Regions from separate parts of the Homo sapiens genome. Here regions 2, 3 and 4 are each linked to region 1. Evidence: chromatin contacts called from ENCODE Hi-C or POLR2A ChIA-PET data. All regions are on one chromosome and are shown on one strand. The core of a region is the stretch at or near the end of the contact, and the rest is flanking DNA. Distances in the headings are between cores, read along the strand shown. Region 1 holds the start of RPS13 (ribosomal protein S13). Region 2 holds the start of CYP2R1 (cytochrome P450 family 2 subfamily R member 1). Region 3 holds the start of E2F8 (E2F transcription factor 8). Region 4 holds the start of COPB1 (coat protein complex I subunit beta 1).

Region 1 (3,096 bases), core at 219-2,718:
AGTTTGATTTCACTGACCTCCCTCCTTCCTAGAGCTATGCTTACTTTTTAAAATTTTAAGAAGCTGCTTCATTTGCCCATTCTTTCAACGCATTGTTGTGTACCGGCACTGAGTCAGTCTTTTTCTTTCTTTCCTTTTTTTTTTTTTTTTTTAAGACAGAGTCTTGCTCTGTTGCCCAGGCTGGCGCGCAGTGGTGCTATCTCGGCTCACCGCAATGTCCTTCCCGGCTCCAGAGATTCTCCACCTCAGCCTCCTTCGTAGCTGGAACCAAAGGCACGAGCGAGCACGCCCGGCTAATTCTTTGTATTTATAGAGAGGGGGTTTCGCCATGTTGCCCAGGCTAGGTCTGTCTTAAAAGAGCTTCTTCCGGCCAGGCGCGGTGGCTCACGCCTGTAATCCCAGCACTTTGGGAGGCCGAGGCGGGCGGATCACCTGAGGTCGGGAATTTAAGACCAGCCTGACCAACATGGAAAAACCCGTCTCTACTAAAAATACAAAATTAGCTGGAAGTGGTGGCGCATGCCTGTGATCCCAGCTATTCAGGAGGCTGAGGCAGGAGAATCGCTTGAAGCCGGGAGGCGGAGGGTGCGGCAAGCCGAGATCGCGCCATTGCACTCCAGCCTGCGAATCAAGAGCGAAACTCCGTCTCAAAAAAAAAAAAAAGCTTCTTCCTTGACGGTTCCCTTTTCCCATGAAATTCAAATGCTTCATTTTATCCCTCATCCTCTTGGCCTTTGCAGTCTTGCTCCCAAGGCTCTTCCCTGCCCGCCAACTCTCTCACTTGGGAACATAGCTCCGTAAGCCTCTGCCCAACCCTTCTCCCCGGCGAGCCCAGCGCCCCAGAGCCCTGCGCAGGGGAATTCGAGTGCGGAGGGCGGCAGGCATCCGTGGGGACCTGGTTCAACTCCTTAGACCGGTTCTTCACCGTCAGCGACTCTCCCCTGACAGATTAGGGTAGGATTTAGAAATGAGAAATGGAAGCGCTGGCTGGGCGGTAGCCGCTGCCATGGCTTCCCGTGTGGTCCTCATCACATGCTATTGTATCTGTTAATTTATTAGGCGCAGGGCCGACTCTGAGGGATCTAGTGCCAGGACAAAGCCAGGCACTGGTGAATGAGCAAACACCTGTGTATGGCTGCTTCTTCCAGCCCTACCTGCTCCATACCCACCCCCAGCGCAGCATTCGAATCTTTGTGATCTCGGCGTCCACAGGGAATTTCGACGCAAGCTGGCGTCAGCCTCAAATTCCCGCTCTGGCAACAAGGCTGACCAAAGACCGATGCATGCCGGGATGAGGCTGGATTGACGATCTCTTGCGACGCTGAAATGCATTTCGGGAGATGTAGTCACACAGACGGGCGGTGGCTGCGCAGCGTAGCTCCGCCTCCTGCGTGAGAGGAAGCGGGGACGTGTGAGGTCACTTCCTGCGTGTTGGGTGGCTTCCTGCGGCGTTTCCACTCTCGCTCTCCTTTCGTTGCCTGATCGCCGCCATCATGGGTCGCATGCATGCTCCCGGGTGAGCTCGGGGCATCAAGCCGGATTGCTGGGCGGGGGGTGGGAGGAAGACAGGGAGTGTGGGCAGCGGGCCGAGGGGATGATGTTCTGGGCTGCTCTGGCACTAGCCGCCACCTCACCTCGAGACTGCTTCTCTCCCCAGGAAGGGCCTGTCCCAGTCGGCTTTACCCTATCGACGCAGCGTCCCCACTGTAAGTAGCGCGCTGGGACCGGGGAGAATCCGGGGAGGGGGTTGGCATTTGTCTCGGGTGAAGCGACGCCAGGGTGAGGAACTTGCGTGTATGAGGAGCGCGGTTTTGCGGAAGGAGAGACCGCTGTTCTGCGGCGCCATTCCTGGGTTCTCATCCTAAGGCTGCTTTCTATTCCATAACAGTGGTTGAAGTTGACATCTGACGACGTGAAGGAGCAGATTTACAAACTGGCCAAGAAGGGCCTTACTCCTTCACAGATCGGTGAGTGTTTGTGTCTAACATAGCCTATTTCGCCTGTCCTCGTGTGACTTGTAGGATCTAGTAGGTGGTAAAGTTATTTTAAAAATAGCCAAAACTCTGGTCTCGCCACCGTGCTAGAGGCATCATTGTAAGCACTTCACATGTACTGATTTCGTTTAATTCTGACCACAATACTTTGAAATAAATCTTCATGGCTTTCACCCCAGTTTACAGTTGAGGAAGCAGAGGCACACTGCCGCTGGATACTAACCAGCCCCAAATCACACAGCTGTCAAGTGGAGGAGTTGGAATTGGCTAAGCAGAGTGCCTGACACAGTTCCTCACAGTTAGGTGTGGTTTGAATCTCAGCTGCGTGTGACTTCGTGCAAGTGGCTTCATTCAGCAAATGTTTACCTTCTATGTGCTGAACATGGTTCTGGGGCCTGAGAACATACTACTCTCCGACTCCCCCGCCCAAAAAAGCCAGCCGCAATGTGCCTGTAGTCCCAGATACTTGGGATGCAGAGGTGAGAGGATCACCAGAGCCTAGAAGTCCCAGGCTGCAGTGAGCTATGATGAAGCCACTGCACTCCTGGGTGACAGAGAGACCCCACCTCTTTTTTTTTTTTTTTTTGAGACAGTCTTGCTCTTGTCGCCCAGTCTGGAGTGCAGTGGCGCGATCTCAGCTCACTGCAACCTCCACCTCCTGGATTCAAGCGATTCTCCTGCCTCAGCCTCCCGAATAGGTGGGATTACAGGCGCCCGCCAGCAGGCCCAGCTAATTTGTGTGTTTTTGTTTGAGACCGATTCTCACTTTGTCACCCAGGCTGGAGTGCAGTGGTATGATCTCGGCTCACTGCAACCTCCGCCTCCTGGGTTCAAGCAAGCAATTCTCCTGCCTCTGCCTCTGGAGTAGCTGAGACTACAGGCCGCACCACCACGCCCGGCTAATTTTTGTATTTTTAGTAGAGACGAGGTTTCACCATGTTGGCCAGGCTGGTCTCAGACTCCTGACCTCAGATGATCCACTGCCTCGGCCTCCCAAAGTGCTGGGATTACAGGCGTGAGCCACACCACCTGATCCCACCTCTTAAAAGGGGGAGGGGGGTGCAAAATATCTGTACTCCTGGAGCTTGTAGTCTAATTGGAG
Region 2 (3,105 bases), core at 160-2,659, 2.2 Mb after region 1:
AGAGGAAGGAATGGGGACGAAAGCCAAGGAATGTGGGCAGCCTCTAGAAGCTGAAAAAGACAAGGAAATAGAATCTCTCCTACAGTCTCTAGAAAGAATGAAGCCCCACTAACACCTCTCTGTCAGCCCTGGAAGACTCATTTTGGACTTCTCACCTCAAGAATTGTAAGAAAATAAATTTGTGTGGTTTTAAGCCATCAGATTGGTGGTAATTTATTACAACAGTAGTAGGAAACAAATACACTTCTTTAGCAGTTGATCTCAGCTCCAATGTCATCTTCCTAATAAGACTTTCCTTGACAGCCCTTGCCTGCTAAAGTATCTCCCCAACCACCAGGCGTTTTCTATAACGCACTTTTTGTTTGCTTCTGATTATTGAAAATTATTGTATTTCCATGTCATTGCTCTTCCCTCTCATAAGAATGTAAGTTATAGAAAGGACTTTGTTGCTCTTATTCACCTATGTATCTCCATTGCTTAGGACATGGGAACATAGTAGACATTCAATAAATATTTGTTGTGTGAATGAGTCGTAAGCTAATGAGGACCATAAAACTCATGCCACTGCTAAATCACAATTAGAGGGCAGCTGTTAGAAGAGTCCCAAACCCAGTAAGTCCTGTATTGCAAGGAACTGCCCAATAGAAAACAGGAATAAAAACAATTAGCAAGAATAATATGAAATCAGTTGCTTAATTCCAGGCAGTGGAGGCAGAAATCTTGAATAGTAAATACTCTCCGTGAACAAGTGCAGACAAGAGTCCCGTGATTGCCAATAAGTAATCAGTTTGGAAAGACCAGAGAGGGGTCAAATATAGGTAAACTGAGTTAATCACATAAACTGCTCAATCATCACAATTATTAAAAGATCACACACAAAAATACATTAACAGGAGAAAAATAGTAAAACAGGACAAAACAGTAAAATTACTTTCTTTTACTACTGATGGGTCAATTTTCTACTGGAAATTCTGAAAAGTATCAGGTTCAGCTAAAGACTGCAGTGTTGATCATCTCTCCAGTTTTCCTAGTGTGAAATGAAATAAGCAGACCTGGTACTTAAAAAGACACTTTAAGAAAGGTCTGGCCCCAGAGAGGCAGGATCCGCCTAGCCCAGTGAGTGAGGCCGTCCTGACACCTCGTCAATGCCCTTGTGTCAACATTCTAGAAAACGGACTCCTGGCTCATTGCTCCGCCTAGAGCCGCGCCACCTCCAAAGGGTAGCACCGGCCACCCGCTCCGCAAAGTCCACTCTCAGCCGCGCAAAACTAGAAGGTAGTTGTCCCGAAGGGGCCTGAGCGCTCACTCAGTCAGCCAATGGCCACGGAGCTAGGGCGGGACCTGAGGGTATCCTGCCAATGGGAGTATGGCAGGGCTGGAGGGAGTGCCTGGGTCTCAGGGCTGCTGTGGAGTTCGCACCTCCAGCTCGGGCCGATGTGGAAGCTTTGGAGAGCTGAAGAGGGCGCGGCGGCGCTCGGCGGCGCGCTCTTCCTGCTGCTCTTCGCGCTAGGGGTCCGCCAGCTGCTGAAGCAGAGGCGGCCGATGGGCTTCCCCCCGGGGCCGCCGGGGCTGCCATTTATCGGCAACATCTATTCCCTGGCAGCCTCATCCGAGCTTCCCCATGTCTACATGAGAAAGCAGAGCCAGGTGTACGGAGAGGTACAGCCCCGACGGGCCCCGGGCAGGGAGGGCCGCCAGGCTGGCCCGGGCTGGCCAGGGCCTTCCTGGTTGGACTTATGGCCGCCCCTGGGCCGACTAGTCGGGACCTCTCCGTGTGCCGGCTGCCCTTTGAGGGACACCCGCTTCCCGGGTCTGGAAGGGAGAAGTCCTCGACGCCGTGCCCCCTTGCAGGGGGAGCCCCGCCCCTGCCGGTGACCCACTCCGGGCCGAGGCTCCGAGGCGATCCAGTCCTGATTTTCCCGCTACCGCTCGAGCTCTTGCTCCTGCGCCTGCGCCGTTTGGCTCGCCAGCCGCGCCGCCACTTCAGGTCCAGGGTGGACGCATGCCCTCAGGTGCGGGCGTCTTGCGAGTCGGCCTCGCAGCTCTGTGGAAGCTGCACGCGGCTTGTCGGAAAATCAAGGCGTTCTGAGTTCTAGATGGTTAATAGCAGGTTCTTCGGTGTCTGCAGTCGACGAACGACTGGTGTAGGCGTTTGCTGTGAGAATGGAGAATGCAGGGGAACGCCCCTGACTGAGAAGCGGGCCCTGGGAAACGATTGTGAACGCGTGAATGAATTGATGACTAAAATCCGCTGCGGGGGTCCTACAGCGCAGATGGTAATGCCGTTCTGACTGGCTGGGAACGGCACCTTAGCAGATACTTAAAAGGCGCCTTCTGTGTGCCACTGTCACTGCCAACTTGGTGACTCATTTAAAACTCATAACCAGCCGGTGAGGTCGGTACTTCGCTCCTCCTCATTCTGCGGAGGGGAAAGCAGCACGGAAATGCCCTGTGACTGGCAGCGGAAAAGGCGACCACCGCTTGTGTGTGGGTGTCCCGACGTCCGGAGGGGGCAGGAGTTTCCACGGGTCCTGGGACAGAGCTCACCTGTTTTGTTTTGAATTACACTTATTTATATGCAACTACAGGCCTGACGCTAGCGGTGAAGAAGGCAGATACAGCCTTTTAAGGAGTTGGCAGATGAGTGGGAGAGAGAAAACTAATCTCATTATCGGCCACAGGCTGTGGTCAGTGTTTTGAAGGAAAAGTACAGGGATGTTTGGCAACTGTGGTATTTCAGGTTTGACCTTAAATCCTTACTTAAACCAATTTTTACAAGGATTGGTCTAGGTGCCCGGGCGCGGTGGCTCACGCCTATAATCCCAGCACTTTAGGAGGCCGAGGCGGGCGGATCACGAAATCAGGAGATCGAGACCGTCGTGGCTAACACGGTGAAACCCCATCTCTACTAAAAGAATACAAAAAATTAGCCGGGCGTGGTGGCGGGCACCTGTAGTCCCAGCTATTCGGGAGGCTGAGGCAGGAGAATGGCGTGAACCCGGGAGGCGGAGCTTTCAGTGAGCCGAGATCGCGCCACTGCACTCCAGCCTGGGCAACAGAGCCAGACTCCGTCTCAAAAAAAAAAAAAAAAAAAAAAAAAAAGAA
Region 3 (2,952 bases), core at 377-2,876, 2.2 Mb before region 1:
CCTGCTGGAGCCTAAAGACACGCGATTACAGAGGAGGACGAGCCAAACCGAGTCCAGATCGAGAGACCGGCGCCCAGATCTCGGCGCGGTTGGGCAACACTCAGCACCAGTCCGCAGAAAAGTCTAAGGCAGAGGAGAGCAAAGGGAGCCAACGCGGGCGCAAATGATCCAGGTGCAGCCGAGGCAGCGCCGCCGCCCCGGGCCTCGGTGTCCCGTTCTGCAAAGTGAGGACGAAGGATCGAAGTGTCTCCCCGACCCTGCTAGGGCTCTACAGGGAACCAGGCTAAAGCTGCCTGAGGCTCGGAGACCGGAAAAAGAGGGAAAGACAACAGGGAAGAGAAAGGGAGGAGTGGGTGGGAGACCCTGAGGAAAGACGGCGAGGACAGGGTTGGAGGGTTTTCCGCCTTCCTCCTCTTCCTCCTACACCTGAGTTCTCACCGCTGGGCCAAGGCCCAGAGCCCACGGAGCTTAGGCACCAGTAGCCAAGCTTCTCCCTCCTCGCGCCAGTTTCTGCGAGGCACGGGGCAGACGGTGGGCAGCACAATCATGCATGCCAGGGGTGCAAGGGGGAGAGGTCCGGCTGGAGTCCGAGGGCAGGTGAGCCGGCCTGGGGCTGGGCAGGGGTGAGATAGCCCCAAGCGGGGAATCGCAGGGCGCCTGCGGCCCAGCCCGCGAGCCCCGGACGGGCCAAATTTTATTCCCCAACTTTGAGCAAGGGGAGGGGGTGTATGCAAAAAAAAAAAAAAAGGAAAAAAAAGTTGCTGAACTTTTCCCCCAACTCTGCCGTAGAGGCGGGAGTGGAGGGCGGTGCCTGCACCGATTCGCCGGCGGCTACGGTCGGGAGGCTCGGATTGGCGCTCGGGGGCCGGGGCCGGGGCGAGCGGGCGTGGGGGAGGGGAGCGGCCCTCCCCGCCCGCGGTATCGGCTCGCGCCGGGAGCGGGTTAATTTCAAATCGGGGGCTTGGCTGCTCCTGGACGGTCACGCTCCCTCTGCCCGCCAGCCGGCCCGCCAGTCCCGGTCCCGGCGTCTCTCTCCGGCACCCACCTCGGCGCTGCGGAAAGACTGACTGCCAGGTACGCGGGCTCCCGGGCCTGAGAGGGGCAGCGGTGCTGACGAGTCCCGGCTCAGCCCCCGCCGGCTCCCGCCGTGAGGTGGACTGACAGGTCAGCGGGACGCAGAGGGGCGCGGCGCCCGGGCGACACGGCACCGGGAGAGGGCTCGGGAGGGTGGCGGCGGCGGCGGCGGCGGCCGTTTCCCGCCTCCCGCTTCGCCGGGGGCCGTGAGGGAGGAGCTGAGCTCCCGCGCAGAGGGGCGGGGGCGAACGAGGGGGAGGGGCGGGGTTGCCGTGGTTCCGGGCGCGGGTTTGCCCGCGCTCAGGCCCCGCGCAGCTAAGGGGAGGCGCCGGCCACGGTCCGACTTTCCGCGCCAAATTTTTAAATCGAAGGCGGAAGGTCCGGCCCCGCCCCTGGCGCCGTCGGCCAATCGCAGGCCCGCTTCCGGCCCTCTGATTGGTCGGGAATTGTTGTCCTGGAAACCACGATGATGCTGTCCGGGAACTGTCGGGACTGCGGCGGGCGGACAGGGCCTGGGGGAGGGGCCTTTGGCCGAAAGTTGGGGGAAGTGCACTGAGCGAGTGGCGGCCGGGGGACAGTACCTGCTTGCCTTATTGGGCAAATACAGCCTTCCAAGGTGGAGTCTAACGCCGTGGTGTGAACTGGCCACCCGAACAGGGAGTAAATAGTGCTTTGTATCTTTAAGGAAGCCCTTTTTTAAATTTAAAAAAAAAGTCTTAATTATAAGACTCTTTAAATGCCCAACTGCATACTTGGAGCTTTGGGACTGAATTTGGAACTTTCCTGTCAAGCGACCTCCCACGACTTTACTGCTGAGCCTGTGCACGTGTGTGTAAGGGGAGAAATCCAGGCATCTAGATGCAGACTTGTACCCAGTTACTTGGGGTCGCGTGCGCTCAGCTGGGACCTGGGCTCGTGCGCTTAGTCCGGAGCCCTGATCTGCGAACAGGTGGGTGCTTCCTAAAGTATTCGCTGGGGTCCGGAGAATGGCTCGCCTTTTCTACAGATGGGAGAGGGCTGTCACTAGAAATTCCGTGGGTTGCTTGAAGTCTTAGGACCGCCGATCCGTTTGCTGAAGGAATTTACTGGCATTTGTTGGCGTTCTCCGCTCAGTGGGGCGATCTCTGGTCGAGAATAAAATGTAAATCTAGTTTGTCATTTTTCGTTAGGCTTTGTTTCCGTAGCCTCTTGTCCGTGAAGGAATTTTCAACAGATCTTTTGGTTCTTGTTTTTCTCTAACTTTTTCTATTTCCTTTTTTCTTTAAGGATATTAAAACTTTTAGTACAATTGATTGGACTACTTGAACCATCGGGATTTGGGGAGGAACTCCAGATTTTTCATTTTTAAACTCTAAATGTATGAGGAATTTACAGAATGGAGAACGAAAAGGTACTTTATAACTTCAGTATTCATCATTGCAATTTTAAATTCAGTATCATCCTGATTTAACTCCATAATTTTTCCCTATCCAATGTGTTTTCTTAATGCCACAACCTTGGTTAGCCTCTGTAAAGACCTGGAAAAAATGAACCTTATCTTATAGTTTCAAAAATATATAGTTTAAAATATATACTAATTTAATTAATATAGTTTAAAAAATGAAAATTATCTTAAAAAGAAATTCAGTCTCCAATCATGTCAAATGCCCTTTCTGAATTCCAGTTGTTCAAGAATCCTCAGAAATGTTGTAATGAAACTAACAAATTTTATTATTCTTAAAAATACCTTTTCTCTCTTTATGTCTGAGACAGCTACCAAATCATTAAAAACTAGAAAGAGTGTAAAGGGGCAAACCTACCCCTCTTCAAAAATTCGTTAGTTTCATTACAACATTTCTGAGGATTCTTGAACAACTTGGAATTCAGAAAGGGCATTTG
Region 4 (3,077 bases), core at 187-2,686, 2.6 Mb after region 1:
AGATGATAAAAATCATAGAGAATTATTAGTGGTTGCCACAGGTTAGTGTGGGAGGTGGCTATGGCTATCAAAGGACAGCATGAGAATCCTTGTGATAGAACTGTTCTGTCTCGACTGTGTTGGTGATTACACACATATAAGCATGATAAAATTGTCTACAAGTGAATATAAAAACGAGTACATGTAAAACTAGTGAAGTCTGAACAAGGCTGGGTGAATTATGTCTGTCAATTTCCTGAAATTGATATTGTACTATAACTATGCAAGATGTTACCATTGGGAGAAACTAGGTAAAGAGTATATGGGATCTCTGTATTCATGTCACTCTACCATTAAGATTAAATATTAAAAAAAATGAATGCACAGAATCAGAGAGGCACTCTTAAAGTGCTGTCAACACATGGCCTTTGAATACAATTTTGGGTGCTCAAAGAATTTGTAGATTGCTTGATGGTTCTAAAAAGAGAAAGCTCAAAAGAGCTAGATCCTACATAAATGAGGTACTATTGGTGTTCCATCTTCCTGAGATGAACCTGTTAACTAGGGCAGTTGCCGTCAGATCTGTTTTTATTCGCAGTATTTTGCTTAAGCTTTAAGATATTTTGTTATTAATAATTGGCCATAAAACCCTTTTGTGGGCAGAGGGAGGTGTAGGGGCGGGGCGTGCTATGGAACTTCAAATGGGCAAAACCGAAAGTACTATGGCTGATTGCAGCTGTAACAGGTCTTTGGAGATACGTAAAATCCTTTAAAACAGTGACTGTCTCCCTTTATGCATAAAAATTTTTTCTAATCTACTGGGTGCTCAGAAAGGATCACGGAAAGAGGCCATTATTAAATAAAAAGCAGAAATTATACCAATGTGACTTTGGATTTTCAAATAACTCCAGCCCTACCTGCAGAGAGGCAGATTCAAACTACTAGCGATGTTAAGAACTGAAATGGATTTTAATCTAGTGATAATTAATAAAATAACTGAATTACCTTCCCAATAGTATTAGTTACTTTCCCAGTTTATTAGGGTGTGGACAAGAAAAAGGATTACTGGGTTTCCACTTTCTAGTCCAGAGCTCTTTTTCACGGGAACAGAGCCCTGTAAAAGTTTCCCTCTCTCCAAGCACTTTCTCCCCTTGACTGTTCCTGAAGAAGGAACGATTTCCAGTTAGCGTTTAAATTAGCATAGTGCTTAACTCAGAGCTTGGCTTGCAGGGAAAACTAGAAAATACGTGGTTTCATTGCTCTGCGGCCTAATCAAACCCTGGACAAGAGAAGAGGAAGAAAATAGGATATACTTGCAGCGCGCAAGCGCTGCACAAAGAAAGCATGTCCTCTCTGAGTCGCCGTAGGTGCTAGGTGGCTGTGGCTTCGGTCGTTACCCCACCCCCTTCCACGTCAGCCAAGGACTCTGGAGCCGCCGCCGCCGCTGCTGCGGTTCATAGCCGGAGTAGACGGAGCCGCAGTAGACGGATCCGCGGCTGCACCAAACCACTGCCCCTCGGAGCCTGGTAGTGGGCCACAAGCCCCCAGTCCCAGAGGCGTGGTGGGTCGGGCAGAGTCGGAAGAACTGGCTTTCTAGCTGGAAGATGCGGAAGGGGAGCGACTAGGCCGCTTGCGTCTGGGCCTGGCAGAAGGGACCGGGTGGGGGTACGGGTGGGGGTGCGGGTCGGGGTGGGGGCGGAGGGCTAGGAAGCTCCGGGTCGGACGCTCCATCCCGTCCTTTGTATTGGCCGGGGGTCTTTTCCCTCCCAAGACCCCTAGGCGTACCCTTTCAGGCCTAGGGCTGCTTTGCTGGAGGAAGGGGAGGAGGAAGCGGGTGGGGCGAGGTGGGGGTGCAGCGCGTTGATTAAGGGACCCGCGGACATAGAGTCGGAACCCACCAAGGACCGCGATAAAGCGCTTTAGGGTTTTGGCAGAGTATTCAGGCACAAGGTCTCTTAACTTGAGCATGCAGATTGTGTGTTGTGTAAAAACCATACGGTCCATAACATTGTGGGGTGTGGCTGGGGGGACTGTCACTGTTCTGTGGGCCTTCATTCGGCTATACAGCATTCTCAAACACTGGACCGGGATGCGATGAGGGAGTGATAGATAATATACCTTATGCCAGAGCTGATAATGTGGTTTTTACTAGAATTTATTTTTATGGGAACACGATATAGATTGACCTGCCCTTTCTAATACTTTAAAAGGTCACTATAGGTACTTGTTTGTGGGTTTTTTTTTTTTAATTTGTAATGATATGTCTGTGTTTATTTTTCTAGATTTTCTGGCATCCTTAAATCTTGTGTCAAGGATTGGTTATAATATAACCAGAAACCATGACGGCGGCTGAGAACGTATGCTACACGTTAATTAACGTGCCAATGGATTCAGAACCACCATCTGAAATTAGCTTAAAAAATGATCTAGGTAAACTTCGATATTATTTTGAGAATGAAATGAAAAAAGAAAAAACAAAAATAAAAAACTCATATTTCATATTCCTTTATAATTAGAAATGCTTAATTTTTGTCTAAAGTTTTTCTAGGATCTCTTCGATAGACCTTTTATTAAAAATGCGAACTTCTTTAAATATTGGTTGTTTGAAATAGAACATCTCAGTTTATCTTAGTAAACCTAAAGAAATTGTAATAGTTTAGATATTCCTCAAAATGTCATAATTTTTGTAGACTTCAATATATTAATGTGGCTGATTATTTTCTCTAGGCAACAGGTTGAGGATGTGTATTGGAATATCTTAATTCCATCGTGCACTTAACTTCATGTTACTTAGCTTGTAAAACCAAAAGAACTTTGTTCTTTGGATTACCCACCCAAACAATTAGGTGAACACTGGAATAAACATGTATTTTCCAGAAAAGTTTACCTTTTCATTTTTTATGCATTTTTGCAAATAAGAAAACAACTATATTTCTGAACTTTTTGTAATGTTTAATTTTTGGGGGTACACAGTAGATGTATATATTTATGGGGTACATGAAATGCTTTGATACAGGCATGCAATACATAATTATCACATGGAAAAATGGAGTATCCATCCCTTCAAGCATTTGTCTTCTGTGTGACAATCCAGTTAC

The links. A loop is a pair of places that touch in the nucleus more often than their neighbours do. ChIA-PET counts read pairs that join two places held with the same protein, here RNA polymerase II (POLR2A). Pooled maps may share reads with other maps.
Region 2: a loop to region 1 is called in a map of CD4-positive, alpha-beta memory T cell, with 20 times the contacts of the local background. The contact joins the promoter of CYP2R1 here to the promoter of RPS13 in region 1. A Hi-C loop is called at or near these places in 1 of 168 maps with a recorded cell type or tissue (CD4-positive, alpha-beta memory T cell) and 12 of 50 pooled maps. POLR2A ChIA-PET finds 5 or more read pairs at or near these places in 1 of 52 experiments (CD8-positive, alpha-beta memory T cell).
Region 3: a map of OCI-LY7 shows a loop between it and region 1 (11-fold over the local background). The contact joins the promoter of E2F8 here to the promoter of RPS13 in region 1. A Hi-C loop is called at or near these places in 1 of 168 maps with a recorded cell type or tissue (OCI-LY7) and 11 of 50 pooled maps. POLR2A ChIA-PET finds 5 or more read pairs at or near these places in 1 of 52 experiments (OCI-LY7).
Region 4: a map of posterior cingulate gyrus shows a loop between it and region 1 (10-fold over the local background). The contact joins the promoter of COPB1 here to the promoter of RPS13 in region 1. A Hi-C loop is called at or near these places in 1 of 168 maps with a recorded cell type or tissue (posterior cingulate gyrus) and 5 of 50 pooled maps. POLR2A ChIA-PET finds 5 or more read pairs at or near these places in 1 of 52 experiments (activated naive CD4-positive, alpha-beta T cell).

What each region holds. Positions count from the first base shown.
Region 1 is chr11:17,076,039-17,079,134 of GRCh38, reverse strand. It overlaps RPS13 (ribosomal protein S13), which reads left to right and starts at 1,468. Exons shown (of 6, transcript NM_001017.3): 1 at 1,468-1,516; 2 at 1,658-1,706; 3 at 1,889-1,967. The coding sequence starts at 1,494. RefSeq lists an enhancer at 1,235-1,434.
Region 2 is chr11:14,890,535-14,893,639 of GRCh38, reverse strand. CYP2R1 (cytochrome P450 family 2 subfamily R member 1) reads left to right here and starts at 1,409. Exons shown (of 5, transcript NM_024514.5): 1 at 1,409-1,659. The coding sequence starts at 1,435. It also overlaps a transcript of PDE3B not described here. RefSeq lists a silencer at 1,662-1,901.
Region 3 is chr11:19,239,619-19,242,570 of GRCh38, reverse strand. It overlaps E2F8 (E2F transcription factor 8), which reads left to right and starts at 1,626. Exons shown (of 13, transcript NM_024680.4): 1 at 1,626-2,023; 2 at 2,341-2,464. The coding sequence starts at 2,450. All of the region lies in intron 1 of CSRP3-AS1 (CSRP3 and E2F8 antisense RNA 1), which reads right to left. RefSeq lists enhancers at 1-421, 627-736 and a silencer at 857-1,556.
Region 4 is chr11:14,498,170-14,501,246 of GRCh38, reverse strand. It overlaps COPB1 (coat protein complex I subunit beta 1), which reads left to right and starts at 1,436. Exons shown (of 22, transcript NM_001144061.2): 1 at 1,436-1,540; 2 at 2,262-2,409. The coding sequence starts at 2,319. RefSeq lists an enhancer at 1,215-1,314.